2 separate regions of the Homo sapiens genome follow, and region 2 is linked to region 1. A link is an interaction called in ENCODE POLR2A ChIA-PET data of the cell type or tissue named here. Cell type or tissue: K562. All regions are shown on one strand.

Region 1 (2,500 bases):
GAGACGAGGTTTCTCCATGTTGCTCAGGTTTGCCTCGAACTCTTGAGCTCAAGTGATCCTCTTGCCTCAGCCTCCCAAAGTGCTGGGATAGCAGGTGTGAACCACTGTACTGGGCCCCTACAGGAGCAGTTTTAAAAATCACAAATTAGGCCAGGCACAGTGGCTCACCTCTGCAATCCCAGCACTTTGGGAGGCTGAGGTGGGTGGATCATGAGGTCAGGAGTTCAAGACCAGCCTGGCCAACATAGTGAAACCTCATCTCTACTAAAAATACAAAAAAAAAAAAAATAGCTGGACGTGGTGGCAGGTGCCAGTAATCCCAGCTACTTGGGAGGCTGAGGCAGGAGAATCACTTGAATCCAGGAGGCGGAGGTTTCAGTGAGCTGAGATCGAGCCACTGCACGCCAGCCCAGGCGACAGTGCAAGACTTTGTCTCAAAAAAAAAAAAATCACAAATTCAATTATTTAAAAATATATCCAGATTTTCTTTTTCCTCTAGTTTCAGTTTTGGTGTTCTGTGTTTTTCTAGGAATGCATCTATTTCACATAAGATTTTTTATGTATCAGCCTAAGGCTGTAAGTGGTACAAGGATAATTACTAGCTTTGATGCAGCTTGGGCAGGGTGGGGACGGCCTCTGTCTCATTCCCGACGTGGCTGCCTTGTGCCTCCTTTCTTTTTCCCCATTGGTCTCATTGGAGTTTTATCAATTTTAATAACCTTCTCTTAGAATCAGCTTTAGATTTTGTTGATTTTTCTCTAGTGTCTGCTTCCTTCTTTCTCTGCATTCTTTTGAAACTGGTAAAGTTTTGATGAAAATTATGGACATGAGTCACAAAATGTTGGTGATTTGGTGCAGGGCACAGAGGTGTTGGGGGGTCATATGACTGAATGGAGACACAAGGGGGCTTGCCAGTCCCAGCTCCTGGGGGTCCATGATATTCATTTTGTTTACTCCTGCAACTCTACCTGTACATTATTATAGATTTCACTGCTTCAAGAGTGTTCCTACCCTTTAACCAAGTAATTTCATTTCTGAGAAATAGGCTGAGCATATCATTAGCCAAGAGTCAGGCAGATATGCTGTTGTTATTCATGCAGGCAGCAGGGAGGGGATTTACCAGGTCATGCGTATGAACCATCCAAGGGAAGGGCTGCAGGCTTGGCTGCCTCCAGGAGCTCCAAGGGGCTCATCAGGCTTTTCTTTATCTCCTCTCTGCCTTCGTCTGGGCTGTCATAGATAAACTCTTCTCATTTGGTGGCAAGAGAGCCACCTGCAGCAACAAGTTTGCAGCTGGCATTGTGTGAACTCGGCAGCTCTAACAGGAAATCGGATCTCCCTTCCAGCAGTCCTTGCACTATTTTGAGACGTGCAAGTGTCTCGGGACCATGGCTTGGGTGATGAAATGTGATTTCTGCACTTTTTTTTCCCTTTAACTTTGTATTTCAGGCATAAAGTGGTAAGAATCCATACTACAAAGATTCCCATGTACTTTTCCATTCCCCAAATGTTAAATGTGGCCACGTTTGCTTTATCCTTCTCTCCTCTCTCTCCCCCTTGCTCCTCTCTCCCTCTCTCCCTTCCTATATCATAAATTTTCACACCTATCTTTATTCCTTTTCTTCTACTTTCTGCGGGATTAATTTTAGTTCTTTTTCTGAACTCTTGAGATAGATACTTGGGTCATGATTTTCCATTTCCCTCCTGGTATATGCATTTTAAGGCTATAAATTTGCCATTAATCACAACTTTAACTGCGTCCCACGAGCTTTGATGTGTCCGGATGTTCATTATCAGTTTAAAATGTTTCTAGCTTTCCTTGTGATTTCTTTTTTGACCCATTGGCTACACAGAAGCCTATCACTTACTTTCCAAACATTTAGGGGACTTTCTAGTTATCTTTCCTTCCAGAATATTCTGTTGGGATCATTTTCCTTCCACCTGAAGAACTCCCTTTAGTATTTCTCTAAGTTCAGATCTGCTGGTCACAGATTCTTTCAATTTCTGTTTGCCTGAAAACATCTTTATTTTTGTCTTTAATTTTGAAGAATTGAGGGAGTTGAGATTCTGAGAACAAAAGTTTGAGGAGCTCCCCGACAGGCCCCTAGGGAAGCTTGGAGGGTGTTGCCGGTTAAGTGTCGGGGCTGCAAAGAAGACTGGTGTCCTGTGGTATAGTGGGGTGCAGGGACACACCACGGGCCAGGTCCGAAAGGGAAGCTGCCTTGCAACTCCTCGGACGAGGATTTAGGATCTGTTCTTAGGATGGGTGCAGAGGCGCTGGAGGTGCCAGGCATGGCTGCAGTAAAGAGCTGGCACATCTTGATCTCCAGATGTGTAGTGCTAGCTCTTTACCGCAGTACCTATCTTGAAATCCCTGGGACCCTGGGGTTTTGGGGTACCACGACAGCAGATCTGCTCCTCCTGGGTGGGCTGGAGGCAGGTCAGGGGAAGAGTGTGTGGCTGCATGGCCCACGGGGGCTGCCCTTGGTTTTCTGCCCAG
Region 2 (2,500 bases), 150 kb after region 1:
TGCCAGGAAATTTGAGTCCTCCTTAACGTTTCTCAATATTGTGGTTTTGTTTTGTTCTTTCTCATTCATTTGTCTTTTAATTTTTGGCTTCCGTTTTTTATGGGCACCTAATTGTGTGTGTTCTAAAAATTGAATTGTGCTTCTGTTCTTATTGATGGCAGCTAACCATCACTGTGTAAGTAGGCAGGATGTGGAGGTCTACCTAGGAGAACTCGCTTGCCTCTGCTTTTCACCGACGCAGGCCCGGTGGAGATGCTCCAGCGGAAGCCAGGACTTGTCTCCTGGTGGAGTCCACCGGTTTCATTCATCAAAAGTTTGTTGGGCTCTCTGCACACACGTTGTAAAGAGCACTGCAGGCAGTGCACAGGCAGGGCTGTGGGAGCTGTGGGCGTGGCTCCCGCCAGGGTGGAGCTGCACCCTCCATGGGGAGTCATGGTGCATGTGCACAGCTGCAGAGAGAGGCTGCAGGGCAGGAGAACCTCGGGAACCCCGTAGTCTCCGCTTGCCCTGACTGTATGAAGAACATGCTCCATTTGGGTATCAGTGAAACTGCACACCAGGGGGGAACATTCAAATCGTGAACTCCAACATCATCCAGCAGAAAAGCTCCGAGCGATGGGCCACTTTGTGCCTTGCTGCCAGCCCTCCGCTGGGATCACGCTGCAGTGTCCTTTGAAGAAAAGGCCTGGGATTTGCAGAGCCTGGAGAAGGCTAAATTTCCAACTAGATGAAAAAAAAAATTGCCATTTTATGAGAACCTTTGGGCAGTCTGGAAGAAAAACACCAAGATGAAAAGCCCTATTTTGAGAGCTCCCTTGCCTTCAAGCAGGGGCCGCTGGCAGTGGAAACCGGCTGGGGATCGGGCTGATGGCAGAGTGAGGTTCAGGCTGGGAGCGGGCATGTGGACAGGTCCCTCCCTGCAGATCCACGTCTGCCTCCCACTCGCAGATGCCCCTGTGCCCAGCGCACCGTAGGCTCACTTGGTCAAACATCAGGGGCATGGCAGGGCCAACAGATAAATGGATTTTCCCGCAAACGTACTAGTCATTGATGGGCAGCTGTTTTTCCCTCTGTGGCCGTGTAGCCATGCTCAGGCCATGTGCAGGATGAGGAATTCCTGAAGAACTGTCTGCACCCAGGGCAGAGATTACGGGGTTCTGAGGTTCCCCCGCCCCGCGGCCTCTCTTGGCGGCTGTGCGTGTTCAGTTGCCTTCATTGAAACCCAAGCATCCGTCCTCGGCTGCCACCGACACAGGTCAAGGCCACCCAGGAGGAGACACTGTGGGGCCCTGCCCAGTTCTCACGGGTATCGCATTTTGGCAGGACGTGGACCCAGGCAGGACTGGGAACGATGACCCTCAAGTCCAGGTCGGTTCCCATGTGTGGCCTTCAGGAACTAAAATCATCAGCTTTCAAATCAAACAGGTTTCATCTGAGCTACTGAGACGTCACGGGCTGTCAGTAAAGGCCATGAGGGCCCCCTAGGGGCAGCAAAGGCCGTGGGAAGATGCAGGAAAGAGTGAGTGGGAAGGCAGGGGTGTGGCGGGAAGGCAGGGGTGCGGCCGGAGGGCGGGGTGGGGCTTGCAGGCTCTCCCGCCTAGTGTCTCAGCCACTTGAAAGTGAGCTGTGAATAGGCATCACTCCACTTTTAGGGATGCAGGACAGTAGAGACTGTGTGTTGGTGGCATGTTTCAGAAATGAGACTTCTCCACGTCGGTGGGGAGGGGTCTGCCCTGCTCATGGGCCCTGGGAGCGGAATGGCCGACGGCCGGTCTCTGCTCACCCAGGCTCGCTCCGCCCCACGGAGGATTCCCCAGTTTCCTCGAAGGGCACTTGCCTACCGAGGTCCCTGCGGCTGTGACTTCCCTGTCATGCTGCTTCCTAAGAATCCAGAACAGATTCAGGTCAGTGCGTTTCGAGGCAGCTAAGTACAACGGCAGCGTCTGTCCTTAAACTTGAGTGCAGAGCCAGGGTCACCGCCGCCCGCTCGCAGCAGCTGACTGGTGTGAACTGATGGGGTGGACATAACCTGGCTTCTCAGGTGGGGCTTTGCAGGGCTGGCTTGCTCCAGGCTCCCTCCAGGCCACCTTGTGCAATGGTTTCACCTCGTCTTATTCTAGTGCAGGTTCGCCCCCTGCCTGGCTCCATCCTTCTTTTCAAAGTCTGGGCACAGAATGGAGGCCAGCCCACGTGGTTATCTGGTCTCCACACGTGTCTCTGGGTTTGTGGGGGTGTTGGCTTGCAGACCAGGAGCAGCTAACAAGGTCTGTACCTTGTTTCGAATTTTGGACTGAACTGTCTGGAATTCTTGGACGTTCTCAAGCTAACTCAGTTGCATGAATTTAGAGGCAAAAGGGTGGGGATAATTTTTCCCTTGGATTTGTCAGTTCCAAGATGTATAACTTTAGTATTCCAGAAAATAGATTTATACCAGATCGGGAATTTCTCTATTTCTCTCTCTCTCTCTTTGCTCTCTCTCTGTCTCTCCTCTCTCTCTCTC

The links. ChIA-PET counts read pairs that join two places held together with the same protein. Peaks named below come from ENCODE experiments on the same cell type or tissue, not always from the same donor. Only the 100,000 strongest peaks of a DNase experiment are listed, where the experiment ranks them.
Region 2: POLR2A ChIA-PET joins it to region 1 with 7 read pairs; 4 of 35 experiments call an interaction of 5 or more read pairs at or near these places.

Annotation. Positions count from the first base shown.
Region 1 is chr1:3,758,781-3,761,280 of GRCh38, forward strand. The region is part of intron 4 of CCDC27 (coiled-coil domain containing 27); the gene reads left to right. Among named protein-coding and RNA genes, the nearest start is that of CCDC27, 7.6 kb to the left of the region's middle. In K562, no CTCF peak of the experiment used is centred here; a DNase peak (open chromatin) is centred at 1,161; H3K27me3 peaks cover 431 bases.
Region 2 is chr1:3,905,903-3,908,402 of GRCh38, forward strand. All of the region lies in intron 2 of LINC01134 (long intergenic non-protein coding RNA 1134), which reads left to right. Among named protein-coding and RNA genes, the nearest start is that of LINC01134, 6.7 kb to the left of the region's middle. RefSeq lists a silencer at 1,540-1,599. In K562, CTCF peaks have their summits at 1,486 (motif pointing left) and 2,129; DNase peaks (open chromatin) are centred at 409, 1,539 and 2,190.